Linked DNA regions of Homo sapiens: region 2 is linked to region 1. A link is a loop called in an ENCODE intact Hi-C map of the cell type or tissue named here. Cell type or tissue: natural killer cell. All regions are shown on one strand. Each heading gives the region's core, and the rest is flanking DNA. Links, peaks and the distances in the headings are about the cores only. Region 1 overlaps ARHGEF17 (Rho guanine nucleotide exchange factor 17). Region 2 has its middle 7.4 kb from the start of IUR1.

Region 1 (9,127 bases), core at 2,542-7,541:
TTATAAGGAAGGCTGGCTTAATAAACAAGCCCCCAATAGCTCTTCCTCCTCCCTTCTCCCCACATGCCCAGCAGTTACTGACTGAGAGGCAGACCAGCCTGAATAGCTCTCTGCCTCTTACCCTCCCAACTGGATGGATTGTGGGCTTCCCTGCGGATGGAGCCTGCTCCTCCTCTTCCTCCTCCCAGGGCTGGGCATGCAGGGGGTCTGGAACAGCCAGACCAATTGACTGAGTGGTGGCTTGAAAGGGAGGATGGACAGGCCTGTGATCCAGTCCAGACATCCAGGTCCCACAGCACATGCAGAGTGGTGGTCTGAAGGCCCCATCCCTGGCTCATTGCTTGGTCACTGAGGATACTTAACCCACATCTGGCTTTCTCTCAGGGCACCTCGTCCCTCATCTGACCCTCTCAAGCTACACAACCCTGGGCATCAGCTTCCTCTGAGTGGCTGAGAGGCAGTGTGTGGCTCAGGATTTAGAGACGTGCATCCATTCCCTCACTAGTTCCAGTGGGATGGGGCCCTGCAGAGATCAGTCCACCCTTGTTTGCCTCCAGGAGCTCCCAGACAACACAGGGCTTTTTCTCATAGGGCTCAGCAGAGGGAGTCACTGCTGCTTCAGGGGAAAGTATTCAGGGAGGGCTTCCTGGAGGAGGCATGGCAAGAACAAGGTCCTGAGGTCGAGAGATCCACAGGCATATGGGTGCCCAGAAGACAGAGTTCACTGAAAGGCCCTGCCCCCAAGAAGGGGGCGGGACTTGGTGCCAAAGGCACTGCTTGCTGCTGCTGCTTCATTAAGGATGACTAATTAGATCCAAGCCTATTGTCTTGGCAATGGAGTGGGGCTGGTGGTTCGGGGAGATGAAAGGAAGCAAAGAGAAGGAACAGGAGCACATGGGTTGGTCGCTGAGGCAGGGTGTCCAGGGAGGGCCCCATAACAGCACAGGCATCAGAGCCCTTCAGGATGAGGTCAGTTGGGGTGGGGGCTGAGGGCACCAGGTGGGCCACGGTACCCCTATGCAGGTTGGTTCTGCTATTGTTCCTCTGAGCTCCTGTTCTGAGTGCTGATTTTATCTCCTTTGGGGTATGTGCAGTTGTATAGAATGAGTGTGGCTCAGAAGAGTTTTTGTAAGTATACAGGGTGCTTGGTGAAGGCCTACCCAGCCCTCCTCTCCATACCCCACACCCAACCATAAACACCTCTTCTCCCATGAAAGAGCCACACTCTCACCTGCTCTTTAGTCAGAGAAGGAAAGACAGAGAGGGGGAAAAAGGGCTCTGCTCTACAAGAGTACCACCCCACTCCAGGAGGGGCAGGCTGGGGGTCCCAAGTCTGTGGGACCACCTTTCTACCAGCCCTGGGGAGCACCTAACCCTCCCTACTTCTGCCCAATCTGCTAACAACTTCCCCATCTCTGAGGGAATCCCAATACCCTGACTACCTGCCTCTGGACACACCACCCAGTCTGAGCCCACCCATACCTCCTGCATCTGGGCACTGTCCACCTGGGGGCCACCTGGTCCTCCAGCTGGTGCTGGACCAAATGGGACCAATGATGAGAAAGGCTAGACACAGGGATGAACAAACAAATGGACAGATAACCGGTAATGGCTGAATAAATGAAAGGATGAAAGGATGAAATCATGATAAATGAATAAATAATAAATTAATGGATGAACAGATCAATGACAGTCATGAATACATGAATGAATCCACAGATACATGGTTTAATGCATGAGTAATCAATTGCATTTTTATTTTATTCATTAGTTGATTAGTTCAATAAATACTTATAGAGCACCTATTAGATGCCAAGCACTGTGCTGGGGATTTAAAGGTAAGGAAAGAGGTCTGTGCCCTACTGGGCACCACAGTCTACACAGGAAGACAGGAACTGAGAAAGAAATGGCAAGCATGATGCAGGTGGTGAAGGAGAAATGCCGGTACTGGGGCAGCAGGCCTCATCAGGCTCCTGGGAGTGGAGGCACAACCCTATTAAATCTTTGTCAAGAGAGTGCCTGGGCCCCAGAGCTGCCCAAACTGGAAGACTAGGAACCCCATAATCTCAGAATTGCCACACCACTAATGCTGTTTGGACAATTCTCAGGGGCCAGGCACCCTACCATCACTTTACACGTCCTGGCTCCTTTAATCCCCACAGCAGCCCCACATCAAGAACTCTATTATTATTACTCTCCCTTCTTACAAACTAGGAAACTGAGGCTCAGAGAGGTCACCTGGCTGGTAAGAGGTAGAACCCAGTTCTACCAGCCACCTCCAGGGCCCAGGCTCCTAAACCCCACCCTCTCCCCAGTGGGGAGAGCCCCACTCCACCTCCCCTGGCCTGGTGCACACAGCTGGGCTCCCCCAACCCCCACCTCCCTGGTGTGGTGGTTGCCTTTCTTCAGCCTCCTTTGTTCCAAGACAGTGACATGAACAGATTCTCCTGAAGGTTTAGGTGGTAAACAAACTGCCATCCACAGGCAATGCTAGAGTCAAAGAAGATCCTCTTCCCTGGGAACTCGGCCCTGGCGAATGGCCCACACAGACTGTCTGATGCTCCTGACCCCACCAAAGTCCACAAGCATAGGGTTGGTACGGGATGTTCCCAACCTAATGGGCTATCCATTTCCCTGACAGCCGCTGCCTTCCTCAGGTGCTCAGTTCATCAAGGAGATGAAAGTTCCAAAAGAGGGACTTTTTGGGTAGAGAGATTAAGAAGGCAGGCCCTGGAGCCAGAAAGCTCAATCCCAAATCCTGGCTTGGCCACTTACTGGGGAAGTGACCTTGGGCAGGACACTTCACTTCTTGGGGCCTCAGTCTCTCCATCTGTTCCTGCTTGAGGACTCTGTCTTCTTCCCATCCCCCTATCTTCTCTCCTCTCCTCCCTTCCCCCTGCCTTCCCTGGTCAGGTCCTGTTTCCTAGAGACCCTCTCTTCTGGAAAGAGGAGCCTCTCAAGGCTCCACAGAGTTCCCAGGCCTCTGAGGCAGCTAGAAGGGAAGTGTCCAAGCCACAGGGCTCCCTGGGGACTGGCTGCTCAGGGTGGGCTCCATAATTCTGGGGAATGTGCTTTGGGAATGGGAAGGAGAGCTCCTTAGAGCCTCAGGATCTTCCTGCTATGGGGACAGTGCCCTGCTTAGGTGGGTGCGTGTATGCACCTGGGGTGGGATTATGAGTGACACGACCTGTGTCCTCTCTGTGTGGACTCCTCTGTGTGTCTGTGTACACTCCTGTTGGGGTCTTCTGTGGACATGTGACTGCACAACTGGTGAGGGTGATGGTCCATAGGGTTCAATGGCAGAGACTGAAAGTGAAGGGGTCACTTCAATAATAATAAAAAATAGCTGGGTGTGGTAGTTCACGCCTGTAATCCCAGCACTTTGGGAGGCTGAGGCAGGAGGATCACTTGATCCCAGGAGTTCGAGACCAGCCTGGGCAACACAGGGAGACCTCATCTCTACAAAAAATACTAAAAATAGCCAGACCTGGTGGCACACACCTGTGGTCCCAGCTACTCAGGAGGCTGAAGTAGGAGGATCACTTGAGCTCTGGGATGTCAAGGCTACAATGAGCTGTTTTCCTCATAATCATCTTCAGGTAGACTGTATGTTTTGAAGATAGCTATCATCTCACATGCTTTTTTTTTTTTTTTTTTCTTGAGACAGGGTCTCACTCTGTCACCCAGGCTGGAGTGTAGTGGCGTGACAGCTCACTGCAACCTCAAACTCCTGGGCTCAAGCGATCCTCCTGTCTCAGCATCCTGAGTGGTGGGGGTACAGGTGCGCACCACCACGCCCAGCTAATTTAAAAATATTTTTTAGAGATTAAGCCTAGTCTTGAACTCCTGGGATCAAGCAATCTTCCTGCCTCGGCCTCCCAAAGTGCTGGGATTATAGGCGCGAGCCACTGCGCCTGGCCCACATGTTCTTCTTACAATGTGGTATTGACTCTTCCCACAGAAAGACGAGGTCCAGGTCCCCTCCCTTTGAAGCTGGGTAAAGCTTTGTGACTGCCTTGACCACAGAGCACAGCAGAAATGATACTATGTGACATCCAAAGCTAGGTCATAAAAATGCCATGTGCTTCCATCTTGCTCTCTTGGCTTGCTCATTCTTGAAACCCAGCCTCCACGTTGTGGGGAAGCCCAGGCCACATGCAGGGGCCATGTGTAGGTATGCCAGCTGACAGGCCAGATGAGGTCCAGCCAAATGCCAGCATTAATCACCAATTTGTGAGTGAGGATGCCTTCAAGGTAATTCCAGCCCAGCACTATCCGACCACACTGCATGACTCTCAGTGAGAAGTGCCTAGCTGAGGAAACTGAGGATCAGGGAGGTGGAGGAGCCATGGTCACACAGGCAGTGAGTGGAAGAGACGGAATGTGAACCCAGGGTCCTTCATATGCTGACAGGAGAAATGAAGGAAGGGGATGATTTCTGCACAGGCTAGATTTCATCTATTGCCCCAGAGGGGTCCAGCTGGGACTCCAACCTCACCACTCCTTCCAGAAACTGTCCCTGCTGGCTGAAAGGAGGATGGAGGTGGTAGCCCTCATTCCTTATGCTGGGACTCAGGCCCGACTTCTAACTGCTGAACCTTGCTGGTGCACTCTTAGCCCAGAAGGGACCCCCGTACCCACTGCGCTCCCAGCCCCCTCCTAGACCTCTGGGAATGAGGTGTGCTCACTGTATCCTTGGTGGGAGCTCATGTATACAGCTGGCTAATGTTTAGTGAGGCACTGTTTCTCATGTATTATCTCATTTAGTCCTCACACCAGTCCTCTGAGTTATGTATTCCTGTTATGGCCATTTTACAGATGAGGAAACAAAGGCTCCAGGAAGCAAAGCAACTTGCCTGAGGTTATGAAGTCAGGATGTGGCAAAGCTGGGATTTGACCCCAAGTAACTGGCATATCAGAGAAGCTGAGTGACCTCACCAGGGTCACAGAGCACATTAACAAGAAGTCAAGCCAAGCCCAGAGCACCTTGAATGAGAAGGTAGGAGGCTGTATTCTCTTCCATGGATGGCTGGGAGTTAGATGGAAATAGGACGGTCTCAATGTCTGCTCCCTGCTTTCCACAACCAGAAGATCCATAAGAGCAGAGACCAGGTCTCTTGACATACAGTAGGTGTACAATACTTATCTATTGACTGTCTTGCTTTGCAACTTTAGCCAAATTCCTCTCCACTCTGGGATTCAGTTTCCCCCTCTGTAAACAAATGGGGGAGAAGGGAAGGTGTAGATGGATTCTAAATTCCCCACCAGGCTTCCTGGCAGCAGAGGTGGTGGGGGTGAGGTCATGCTCAGAGGTGGAGGATGGACAGCTTGACCTTCCTTCCTGATTTCAGGCTTCAGGATTAAGCCTATGGCTCCAGTGAGGAAGCTGAAGCCCCAAGAACTGCACTTCCACCAGACGCCCACAGGTGGCAGCAGAGGCCCACATGGCAGGGGCTGTGGTGCATGTGGTTTGAATTTAACTGGTGGGTTTTTTTTTTAATGTGGGTTTTTTCCCTTTCTTTCTTCTCTGAGATCCGCCCCCCTCCCTCCCAATTTCAAGAAGATACAGCTGGACCTTCCAGGCTGGGAAGGAAAAGTTTCTCATTATGGATAATAGCGGGAAGCAGGAGGTGGGGCTTGAGAAGTAGATGGATAGACAGACCCCCAACAGATGTGAAAAACATCTTAGGAGCTCAGAAGCTTTGAATGCAATCATCCTCTCAGCCCAAGAGGCTGGGACTGTCACCCCCATTTTACAGGCAGAGAAACCAGAACCCAGATCTTCTGGGTCCCACATCTGAGTCTGAGCAGGGGAGGTTGCCCTGCCCTTGGCAGTCGAGAAGGACCCCACTGGTAATCCCATGAGGCCTTAGGGTAGGTAGGACTTGCTAAATCTGGCAACTCCTGCTTTAGGGCTCCCAGGAAATGCACCCACCTTCCCCTATGCACACTTCTGCCTACATACTGGCCTGGCCTGTGGTCCCAGCCCTGGCTTAAAACCTATGAATGAGATGACCTCCAGGGGCCCTCCTCTCCCAGCTCTAAAAGTTATTTCATTCAAAATGTCTAACACTGGCTCAGCACCAGACCAGTGCTCAGGGAATCAGGCCCTGTGGCCCAGGACCACCACCGTTCAGCCTCTGATTCCTGACCTGCACAGAGCACTGGAAAGCAGGGATCCCTTCCCTATCCTCCACCCAGTTCCCCAGCCTGCAGGGGGGCTGGGATCGTGGGAACGGAAGTTATCCAGGGTCTGTTTCCAGCCCCTCTTGTTCTCTCCCTCCCTCAGACCCAGGAGCAGGGGGAAGGGCTGCAGTCATGTGTTGTCGGTGGGATGGGGTGTCCTGCCTCTGGTGCAGAAGATGACTCACTGGGCTGTGGGCCAGGCACCCTGGGAAAGGCCAGGTCAGCCTCAGCCAGAGCCCCAAGGAGCTGAGGCAGGAAGGAGGGGGCCAGAGCCTGCCTCGGCTGAAGATAAATCCTGGGGGCTCTTGAAGCCCCACAGCCAAAAGAGGCTGTCTTCCCCACTTACCATAGTGCCAGAAATTCTATTCATGCCACCAGAGACCTAGGGAAGCCTGAAGTGCAATCAGCCCCCAGCAGCCTACGTGTGTGACCTCCCAGCCTCTCCTCTAGCCAGGCTGGTCTCTTCACCACTGTCCAACCCCAGTCTCCTCCCCACCTCTCCATCTTTGTGTAGACTGCTCCTCTGCCTGGGCTGCCCTCCTTGCTCTTGGCCCTGTTTAAACGCCATCTAACTTTTATGCTCTGCCTCTTCCTGGAAGTTTCTTTTAAGTCCTCCACCCTCCCTGACCTATCCCTGCTATAGACCAGGGCACTGACCAAACTGCCTGGTGCTAATTCCCCAATCAGCAGCCTCCTTTTTGGCATATTGAAAGACCTACTATATGTCAGGCTTGCACTCAGGCAAGCTGCCCAGGTACTAAGGGACATATAACAAAGTCTGTGAGCTCCAAAAGGGAGGGTGCACTTCTGCCTTGTTCCAGCAGCTTCCATGCCTACAACAGAGACTGACCCACAGTTAAGTGCTCAGTTCACATTTGTGAATTTGAGGATGAATGAAAGCAAGTATCAGTGTAATTAATGTGCACTGATTAGTTTAGAATGTCCATGTTCAATCCTCTCTTGAAGGAGGGAGGCAGAGAAGGGACCATTTCTACGCATTTGATATATGGGCACAGAGGCTCAAAGAGGAAATGTCTCATGACCCCCAGGGTGGCAGACAGTCAGCTGAGCTAGAACCAGACCAGACCAGGCCTCTGGAGCTCTCCCACTGTAGCTTGTCCAGAGAGGCCCAACCAGCTGGGTTGCACTGTGGCCCCTACCTCCCCTACTCCCACCCTGTTCCAGGACCCGGGTGACACTCTGAGGGGAGAGTAAGTTCTACCCATCAGTCGGTCACTCCAGCCCTGCCCCTGGGGACTCTGGCATAACCCAGAGCCGAGGGAAGCCCCCTCCCATCACACCAGGCAAGCATAGGGTGGTCAGGATGTCCAGGGGCAGTGACCATGCCCGTTCAATTATCCCTCCACCCTAGCCTCTGGAAGAAGTGGTCTCTGCCTCTGGCTGACCAACAGCAGCTTGGGCTTTTAGGCCTTACTGAATTTATCCACCAATGGTGACCAGCCCTAATGCCTGGACAGCGATAGTTACGTGTGAGTGCGCGCGCGCGTGCATGTGCACAAGTGTGCGCAGTGGATAAGATTCACAGCTGAAGGTCAGCCTGAGCCAAACCCAGGGTATACTCTCCTGAGGCCCAGGACAAGGCCACCACCGCCAGAAAGTCTTTCTGGTAGCACAGACCTGCCCACTCCCCTCCTCTGAACTTCTAGAGTTTCGGCCTTTAAAACTCAGGGTCTTTCTAGTCTTGTCATTATTATTGGCAATAAGTGGAACCACCCAGTACCTTAGAGTTTACAAAACACTTCCAGGGCCTAATTTCATGAGCTCTTCCGTGGGTAAAGCAAGGCTCAGTGAGAAGTCATGTGTGCTTAGGTTCTCAAGACAAAGAGGTTGGTGGGGCCAGGGCCCAAATCTCAGTGCCGGCACTGACCTGCTGTGGGACTGTGAGCAAATTACACAACCTCGTTGGGCCTGAGGACAGGAAGAGAGCAAAAGCATAAACCAGGAGGAGAAGATCTCCTGAGGGATTCCTCTGCGCTGCTTACTAAGCGCTCTGCAGGTATTATTTTAACCTCACAATAAGCCTCCTGGGTAGGCCCTATTATTACCCTGTTTTACAGAGGAAGATGATGAGGCATAGTTAAGGACCTTGCTCAAAAGTTAAGTACCTTGCTCAAGGTCTCTCAAGCAGACAGGATTCCCGCCCCCCAGGAACCCCAGAAGGAAGAGGTGTGGGATTATCTAGGAACCCGGAGAGAGGAGCATGTTCTAGCCTAAGGGAGTGACCCCGGGAGCAGCCCAGGCTCCCAGCATGAGGACGCCCACTCGCCCACTCAGCCTTTTCCACAGCAGGGAAAACTGGCGACAACCTCAAGGTCCAACCACAGGAAAGCCCAGAGATTCATGCACTTACTGAAATCTTTGAAATGCTATGGAGAAGTATTTGGGTATAACATCAAATGAAAGAAGCAAGAAGCATACATTCTGCACCATCTCAATGTTATTTAAAATACACACACACACACACACACACACACACACACACACACACACACACACACACACACACGGAGAAAAAGCCTGGAGGGAAATATACCAGAACATTAACAGTGGGCAGGGGCCCTGGACAAAGGTGGGTAGAGGGGTAGAGCCAGAGACCACTCTCCACTGATGGCTTCCCGACCTCCAGAAGACCACATCTGTGCCTCAGTTTCCCCATCTATAAAGTAGAGAATATAGAGGGCTTACTTCCCACAGTGCCCAGAACAAAGCATGAGTTCAACAAATATTGGCTGTTATGAATAACCAGAATCTCAGAGGGCAGGTCCCCTCAGGGGTCAGTGGTTGGCTTAAGCACCCTCCTTCCATGGCAGGCCTCCCTGGCAGCCCTCGCTGGCATATCCGCAGGGCTGACAAGCTCCCCCTCCCATGGGGCCATGGTAGCTCCTTTCACTATGGGCATGTCTGCTTGAGAAAAAGCCAT
Region 2 (9,127 bases), core at 1,824-6,823, 150 kb after region 1:
AGCTGTCCCAGGAGTGCTAGGGAACTGCATGACTCAGGACAGGGCGGCAGGCTGAAGGAAGGGTGGGACGACCCAGGATAGTGCCAGTGAACCCATGGGGAACCAGTCTCAAACCTGCCTTCCTGCTTCCCTTCCTCCGTCCACAGTTTACTGCTCCGGGCAAAGTCTGCTGCAGTTCACAGAGAAGCAACAGCTTTGATGGCATCTGCAACCTAAGTCATAAAGATCAAAGTGGGATAAAGCTGGAGTGAGTTTCTGAGTTCCAAAAATAAGTAACATCTCAGAGGTTACTTTAAAAAATAGAGGCAGCTCAGTGCAACAGAAGGAGCTTGAGCCTCAGCATTAGACAAATCTGAGTTAAAATCCTGGCTTAGCCACTGTAGCACCTACACTTCCCAAGCCTCAGTTTCTTCTTTAATCTGGGCACTGGAGATGGTGTCTGTAGGGGGGCCTGGCTCATTTAGCCAGGGCTTAGTGAAGGGTAGGTAGGCATGGCCCTGTCACAGTCATTGCGGGGTCCCCGACCACAGCTGTGAAGGGGTCTGGACAAGCAGATGCTAAACGCCACTGGGACCTGCATACAGGGAGAAAGTCACTCATCTCTTCTAATACTGGAAAGAGATTGTGACTACCTACTAAAATTGCCCCAAGCAACATTCTATGCAGAGGAGAAAGAACAATGTGGTGTGACTAGTCCTTCCAGCCTCAGTGGGACAGCCACACAGTATTTCCCATCTATCAGCTCTCTATCAATTCATCTCCTGTGTCAGGTTATTGGCCAGGGCAAGAGGGAATGAGAGGAGAGGAAGATCCAGTCCCTGACCCCTGGAAATGCAGACTCTTGCAGGGCCAGATTCTCATGAGCAATGGCATGCCATGATGCCAAGCCTCACCAGGTCCAGGCCACGGCCGGAGGTGCCGAGTTCAGGCTGTTTGCATGGTGACCTCTCAGACTTAGTCAGCGTCCCCACCATCCCCAGCTTTAGTTGCATCATTGCACTCTCACTTATGCCACTAATATTCACTGAAGCCTGCTCTGTGGTAGGGCCCGAGTACAACAGAACGTGTCCTCTGCCTGCATAAAGCCTCAGTGACATGGACCAGTTGGTCCCAGTGAAAGGGCGATTCATTCTCTCCTGTTTTGTGATTGTGTGTCTGCCTCCCCACCAGACCGTGTGCTCCATGGAGCAGGGGCTGTGCCTGTCCCGATCACTGTCGGCTCCACTGTCCTAATCACTGCCCAGAGTCTGCTCCAAAGCCTCCTCCAGAGAGGGTGCTCCATTGATTGAACAGCTCCATGAGGAGGAGGGTGACTGACAGCACTCTGGGAACCCAGAGGAGGAAGTCACAACGCTAAAGGATAGCCAAGAAAGGGCTCCTGGCAGAGGCTGTGGGTAAAGTTTGCATAGGATGGAAAGAGGCAGGGCTGGAACAAGCAAGGGTATGGCAGTAGGAATGAGGTTGAGCTTTGCAGGAGTTCTGGGGAAGAGAGGTGGCGAGGTTAGCTGAGTGCAGGCCAGGAAGAGTTCCGGTGCTGCCTCTTGGGGTCTTGGGGTCTCTCTGCCTCTCTACATAGCTCTTAGTTTCCCCTAACCCCAGGGTTCTCACTCCCTCATCCCCCTACCTTCCAACAAATCAAGAAGTTCATGGATAAGGGACCCTGAGGGCAGCAAGGGAGGTGGTGAGAGCTCCAGTTGTCTGAGTCTAAGACCTTCCTCTGATGAAGTCCCAGCTCCAATTACCTTTCCCACCTAGCATGGCCGGAGAAAGTACAAGACGCCCAGTCAAATTTGAATTTCTGATAAACAGTGAAAAATTCTTTAACATAACGGATATTTGGGACATGTGCTTATACTAAAAAGTTATTCATTGCTAATCTGAAATTCAAATTTAACAACATATCCTGTATTGACATTTGCTAAACCTTGCAAACCCTCCCTTGACCCCCGCTTTTCAGCATCTGTCATTCACCCCTGCCCTGAGCCCCCAGGAACCATCAGAGGTTGTGGGCCTCCTGCAACATACTCAACGAAACAGAAATTCAGAGCTGCTAGGAACACTGAAGCTTATCTAGCCCCATTGCTCCCCACTATAAGTGGACTAGGAGGCCGAGGCCCAGAGGAAGCAGGCACTGGCAGGTCCTTGGGCACCTCTCAACAACTTGACTGGAACTTGGGCCTTCATGACAGCAGGAGGACCCTTGGCTGGGGGCTTCTTAGGAAAGGCCAGGGCCCTCCTATTCATCATTCTGGGGCAAGGCAAGGCAGGGAGTCTCCAGGTTTCTGCCCTGACCCTGGGCTGTGGTTTCCTGGATCTTGACACCCCCAAGTGAGTCACCTCCACCTCCCAGGCTACATCTGACTCAGTGCCAAGGCCCTGGGGCTCCTCAGCTCTTACCTGGCTCCCAGGTTGGAGGAGCCAAGTGGGCAGGTTGGGGTGGCTCTTGGGCAGGACTTTGTGGGAGGGACTAGACCTTGTGAGAGGCTCATTTCCCCACAGTCCTCCTCAGGCCCTGGTAATGGTCCAGTCAAGGGCAGCCCTCAGAAACTCCCAATGGTGCGGCTGGGTGCAGTGGCTCACACCTGTAATCCCAGCACCTTGGGAGGCAGAAGCGGGCAGATCACTTGGGGTCAGGAGTTCAAGACGAGCCTGGCCAACATGGTGAAACCCCGTCTCTACTAAAAATACAAAAGTTATCTGGGTGTGGTGACGGGAGCCTGTAATCCCAGCTACTTGGGAGGCTGAGGCAGGAGAATTGCTTGAACTCGGGAGGTGGAGGTTGCAGTGAGCCAAGTTCGCACCACTGCACTTTAGCCTGGGTGACAGAGTGAGACTCTGTCTCAAAAAAAAAAAAAAAAAAAAAAAAAATAGGAACTCCCAGTGGTGCAGCTAGAGCTGAGGAGAAGGTGGAGTGCCTGGTGGCAGGCGGGGTGGGGGTACATGGGTCGGGGGTAGGGACATAGATTTAATTAAAATCACTCAGCCCATCAGGCCTGCAGGGGTCTTCTGTCAAGTGGCCATTCCCCGCTCCCCACTGAAGGTGCCCATCCCTCTGGGCTCTGTTTCTTCCTCTCATCTTTCCATTGTTATGTTATGTATTAGTTTGCTTATTGTCAATGTCTAGTTAGAACATAAATCCTGTTCACTGTTTCAAGATCATAAAACAGTACCTGGCTCAACAAGCTTTGTGGAAATTGCCCTTACTGCATTTCACCTTGTGTGGAACATGGCCCCTGATGCCACAGTCCCCCACCCACCCATGAGCATCTCAGCATCTGCCAGGAGACTGGCTGTGTGCAGAGCTTTGTGTTCCCCCGGTCCAGGTTCCAGTTCCCTCCTCTGATTACAGCCCAGCCTGGGTCCTGGGACTGAGAAAGTAAAAGCACAGGGTTGGGGCAGACTGACAGACAGTGGGTTTAGGGTGCTGCTCAGGGTGGGGCTCTCATCTGCCTGCCCCAGTGCTTCCACCCGAACCACACAAGCCCACAGCACCTAGACGTGGCCCAGGAGCTCAATCCCAGGCCCACACGGAGCTGACCCCTCCCAGCCAGTCGGGCTGAGGGTACAGCACTGAGCCAGAAGCTGATGACCTGTCTGCCTTGACTTGTGACCTGCCAGATCCCTAGGCCTTGCCGGGCCTGGCTCTGTCTGTCTGTACAATGATGGTTCTGGGCTGACTGGTCTCTGAGGCTTGCCAGCTCAGCCCACCCATGGCTTTTTCCTACCCCTTATCTACCTCTAAACCTCTGTGCCAGCCACTCCTGCATTACCCTGGGGGTACTCCTGAGCCAAGGATCTTAGACCCTCCCCTTCACCCTAGTCAGACCCTTTGCTGACCCTTCTCTGGGACCCAAGTCCTGGTCCTATCTGTCTTGGGGACCATAGGCAGTTGGTGCCAAAGACTGTCCCCAGGATACTTGGGATACTTTAAAGTCATCCAGTAAAATGTCATTCAGGGAAAATCTGTCCACATTTACCTGGCTCCAGCCCTCTAATCAATCCTCCTTTGGGACGCCTGCTCCCCTGACATGTCCAAAGCTGATGAACTCTTTATCTTTCCCCAGACCTGCTCTTCCTGTCACAACCTCAGCAAGAGCATCACCAACCAGCCGGTCACCTGGGCCAGGAACCCAGAAGCCACCAAGCCTCCTCTCATTTTCTGCCTGCCCTCCTCCCATCCTTAACTAAATCCTGGCCACCCCTCTGTGCTATCCTGGGGACTGTCCACCTCTCACCTTCCGCTGAACTGCCCAACTTCATCCTTCATCTTTTCCTCCTGAACCTCAAAAGCAGAGGGCCCTTTGACACTGCTGTCTGCCTTCAGTCCATGCTTCATGCAGCAACCAGAGAGGGACCCTGCTGGCCACACACCCAGCCTTGTCACTCCCCTGCTCAAAACCCTTCCATGGTTCCCACTGCCCTCTGGATAAGGTCTGGCTCCTTGGCCTGGCATTCGAGGCCCTCCAGGCTCTGGACCCTGCCAGCCTTATCAGCTCATCTCATGTGGCTGTTCGACTTGCAGCCAAGTATCCTCCAGCTCTCAGCTGTGGCTCACGATGTTCCCTCCACCTAGGAGGCCTCTATTCTTCCACATCTTTAGGTTCCTCCATCCTGAATCATCTGGAGAGTCCGCTCTGGGAATTGACTCCTTATTTAGGGAGGCTGGATAAACAAGGCTTTTCTCAGGCTGCATGTGTGTTTTTAGACTCAGTCAACATTTATCTATTTATTCAGGTACTCAGCCTTTCAAAAAGGATTTGAGGTGGGCTATTCAATATTGATTGTGGGCTACCATGTGCAGCAAAGTCCAGTGTGCACACACACACTCATTCACACACAAGGCCGGGGCACCATGAGAACCAGGAACCAGGCAGAAGCTTGCAAAGGCCTCATGGGGCCAGTGTGAGGATGAGGCACCTGGATTCAGAGGGAGGCCCACCTGGCTCAGGGTAACACAGACAGATATGGGGTTGAGGGTTCAAATCTGAGGTTTTCTGAGCCCAGTTCACAGGGCTGCCCCTGGAGGACTGAAGCCCAGCCCTGTCTTTAGAAAGTTCCTTGGTTATATGTAGAGAGGGGGCTCTGGAAAATTAAACAAAGCCCACCAGACAGCTCACCTCCCCACAGGGTGCTCAGTGTCCCATCTTATTTAGCCCCCTAGGGTCAGGGAGGAAGCAGGAGCTGGAGATGAGGGGAGGATTTGGAAAGACAGAAGGTAGTAACAGAGGCAGCAAAGGCTGCAGGTGGGGGAAGGAGACCCATAGCTTCCCTCCGTGGCCCCTGCTTGCATTTCCCTTCCCTTTCGCCCACGTCAGCTTCAAGATCTGTTCCTCTTTTCTTCTGCAACATTACTGGCTGGGGGCAGGCTGGGGCGAAGACTGTGGTAGCTGCTCAACCTCTAGGTTCTCATGGGAGAGAACCTAGGCCCCAGCCGAGTGGCGGCCCTGTGGGCACTGCAGACTCCAGAGTTCCCAGCACGCTTTCCGGCCCTTTTCTCCTCCTCTGTACCCCCAGCTAGTCTGTGAGCAGGTATCACCACACCCTTTCCGAGGGGAGGAAACCAAGGACCAGAGCGTTGGTGACAGAGGAAGGACTCCATCCCTTTGTTCTCAGAAGCTAAAATCCTCCCTCTAGAAAGTATCCCAGGTGTGGCTGGGCACGGTGGCTCACACCTGTAATCCCAGCACTTTGGGAGGCTGAGGCGGGCAGATCACCTGAGGTCAGACCAGCCTGGCCAACATGGCGAAAACCCATCTCTACCAAAAATACAAAATTACAAAATTAATAAAAATACAAAATTAGCCAGTTGTGATGGTGGGTGCCTGTAATCCCAGCTACTTGGGAGGCTGAGGCAGGGAGAATTGCTTGAACCTGGAAGGCGGAGATTGCAGTGAACCGAAATTGTGCCATTGCACTCCAGCCTCGGTGACAAAGCGAGACTCATCTCAAAAAACAGAAAGTATCCCAGGTGTCATCTGCTCCTAATCTCTGACAGCCTTGCACAGTAACTGAGTTCAGAAATATGTGTTGGGTTGGCATCAGAGAGGGCCGCTGAGAAGGGGCCTCACCTGTCTGCATCCTCCAGGCATGGAGGCACCAATACTCAGTCTTGATCTCCATGGGCTGTTCTAAATCCTGGGCTCCTCTGCGGTTTCACATACAGGGCATGGGACGTGGAGGTCAGCTCAGTGGGACTCTCCAGGCAGTGGGGAGGGCGGACAGGGGACAAAGATTCTAGTTTCATCTTTTGCAGCCAAAGGTGGGGCTGGCCTGGCCCACTCCTAGGTGACCCTAACTGACCCCAACAGTGAGTGGCTGGGAACTGACCCAGGCTGAGCTGAGGCAGCTGTCAAAGCAGCCCTAAAATTAGCCCCAACAGGGATAGGGAGGGGGGATCTGGCCCAGGCTTCAGGCTCCCATGGCCCCAAGGGACTGAGCCCACACCCCACTCAAGATGGAAGAGGTCAGCCAGAGTTTTGGCAGTGACCTACCCGGAGGCTGGGAGGGGAGATTCACAAGCTAGGATGAACATGGTTCAGAAGGGGGATCGATGGGCAGGAGGCACCCCCTGCTAGTTTCTTGGATCCTATGTGGCTCCCAGCCCCAAGCCCTTCAGAGCCCTGAGAGGAACCAAGGAGAGACTTCACTATTTTTGTTCTCCTAGAACAGGATTGAGGGGGCCAGCCTGTCCTTCCAAGGCTGAACTGGATAACCTCACACCTTAGCATCAACTCCCAAGAGCAGAGGAGGAGCCAGGAGGTGTGTTAGCCTGATTGATAGAGGTGTGGATTGGAGACACCTGGGACAGGCCCAAAGTCAGCCTCATCCTGCCCAGGCATGCAGCTCCACCCACTTTCCTCTGCTCTGCCTTAGTGCTCTGAGAATCTTATTTAAAATGCAGATCCTGGCTGAGTGTGGTACCTCATGCCTATAATCCGAGCACTTTGGGATGCCAAGGAGGGAGAATCACTTGAGGCCAGGACTTTGAGATCAGTCCTGGTAACATAACAAGACCCCACCCCATCTCTACAAAAAACTTTTTAAAAAATTAGCTGGATGTGGCGTCATGTGCCTATAGTCCCAGCTACTTGGGAGGCTGAGGCAGAAGCATTGCTTGATCCTGGGAGTTCAAGGCTGCAGTGTGCTATTGAGTATGATTGTACTACTGCACTGGAGCCTGTCGCTGACAGAGCGAGACCCCATCTCTAAAAACAAAACAAAACAAAATCGGGGCGGGGCGCAGTGGCTCACACCTGTAATCCCAGCACTTTGGGAAGCCGATGTGGGTGGATCACGAGGTCAGGAGATCAAGACCATCCTGGCTAACACGGTGAAACCCCATCTCTACTAAAAAAAAAAAAAAATAGCCAGGCGTGGTGGTGGGTGCCTATTGTCCTAGGAGACAGGAGAATGGCATGAACCTGGGAGGCAGAACTTGCAGTGAGCTGAGATTGCGCCACTGCACTCACTCCAGCCTGGGCGACAGAGCAAGACTCTGTTTCAAAAAAAAAAAAAAAAAAACAAACCAAAACAGATCATGATTCAGAAGAAGATCTGGGGTCAGGTATGAGATTCTTCAAGATTCTAACAAGGTCCCAGATTGGCCCGCAGATCACACTTTGAGCACAAAACTCATTTCCCGGGCAGCTTGGGTGGACCCCAAGGCCAGGGCCCCGTCTTCTCCTATACACAGGTATCCCTACCACAGGTAACCCCAACTCCCATCTTCAGTAGAGCCTGGCATGAGCATATGGGCACCCAGTATACTAGGTGGCTGGCTGGTTTATTGTGGGTTCCTGCATGGGCAGTAGGTGTGTGTGGTAATCCCCGGGCCTCTGTGTCTACTGCATGTCTCTTGTTACATGTGTAAAAAGTGTACAAAGATGCACATATACAATAATGATGAAATAAAAATAGCTAAAGTTTAAAAAGTAGATAATCTTTATTGAGCACTATGCCCAGGGAAGGTACTAGAAATGTTACACTCAGTATCTTATTTAATTCTCATAACAACCCCTGTGAGATGAGAAAACCGAGGCTCAGAGAGGTTAAGTGACTTGCTCAAGGTCACACAGCTGATAAGCAGCAGTAAGGACTGGAATATGCATGTGCACCCGTGCACCCAGTGCGCCCATCTTGGTGCATGTGAGCTTGTGGGCATGTGTGCTGTTGAGTGGGCACAGGTGATGCAGGAGGTGAGCAGCCGCAAGGATGGGGTGGGCGGGGTAAGAGCCATGCACAATGATTCAGAGTGTGAGCTTTCCGCAGGTAGGGAGACAGGAGACCCAGGTGGAGGGAGATGCAGGCAGGAGCCAGCAAGTCTGGGCTTGAGTCTTCATACTGCAGGGCCAGCTTTGACTTCCTCCTTTGTGAAATTAGTGTGATAATATTTGCCTCACAAGGCTCTGCTGTGAGAAAGAAACGCAATAATAACGCAAAGTGTGCCACGCGGGCCTGCCTGGCACACAGCAGGCACTCAAGATGTGTGAGCTGGCCCTTCCTTCCCCTAGGGACTGAACTGCTTGGGAGTGACTTGTGCCCTGACTGGTAGCAGCCAGCTCACTGGATTAAAGGAGGCATCCTGGGGAGGGCTGGGGACAAGTGGTGAAAAGGCATGGAGCGTGGAGTGGGTTGCAGCTGAGGGAGCACCCAGGGAGGGACGGACATTTGAACAGAGCTCAGAGACTGGCCCACCACCTTTCCCTTGGCAGAGACAGGAGAAGCTGCAAGGCTGGAGATGCCCCAACTCCGGAGAAGTCCTCTCAGGAAAGCAAACACCCTGTCCCTTGACTCAGCCCTCAGCTATGCCAGACACATCAGCCCTCACGGTCCTGCAGGCCATGCCCACTGGAGACCAGATCTCCTCTGGGCCGGGCCGGACATCGTTTAGGCTGGGCCTTCGGAAGTGCCCAGTGACTCACTTACCCTTCCTCCATCCACAACCCGATCTTGCTCCTGGAGCTGGAGTCCCCTGAGGCTGCCCACACGTGGGTGGCTCCCAGAAGGTGGAGCTGTGAGGCATCATGGGGCAGACCCTTACCCCTCAGCAAGTCCGCTGCCTAAGTCCCTCCTCGTGGGTGGTGAGCTGCCTCCTGCAGGGCTCTGTAACAAGCAGGTGGTTGCCTGG

The links. Hi-C counts contacts between places; a loop is a spot of excess contacts. Peaks named below come from ENCODE experiments on the same cell type or tissue, not always from the same donor. Only the 100,000 strongest peaks of a DNase experiment are listed, where the experiment ranks them.
Region 2: a loop joins it to region 1, with 11 times the contacts of the local background. A loop is called at or near these places in 14 of 110 quality-filtered maps.

The regions. Positions count from the first base shown.
Region 1 is chr11:73,331,937-73,341,063 of GRCh38, reverse strand. The region is part of intron 1 of ARHGEF17 (Rho guanine nucleotide exchange factor 17); the gene reads right to left. LOC124902710 (a long non-coding RNA gene) reads right to left here. Exons shown (of 2, transcript XR_007062774.1): 2 at 1,728-8,863. Among named protein-coding and RNA genes, the nearest start is that of ARHGEF17-AS1, 27 kb to the right of the region's middle. RefSeq lists an enhancer at 7,083-7,796. In natural killer cell, for the core only: CTCF peaks have their summits at 5,249 and 5,448; a DNase peak (open chromatin) is centred at 5,433.
Region 2 is chr11:73,185,722-73,194,848 of GRCh38, reverse strand. No RefSeq gene overlaps it. Among named protein-coding and RNA genes, the nearest start is that of IUR1, 7.4 kb to the right of the region's middle. In natural killer cell, for the core only: no CTCF peak of the experiment used is centred there; no DNase peak of the experiment used is centred there; H3K27ac peaks cover 343 bases.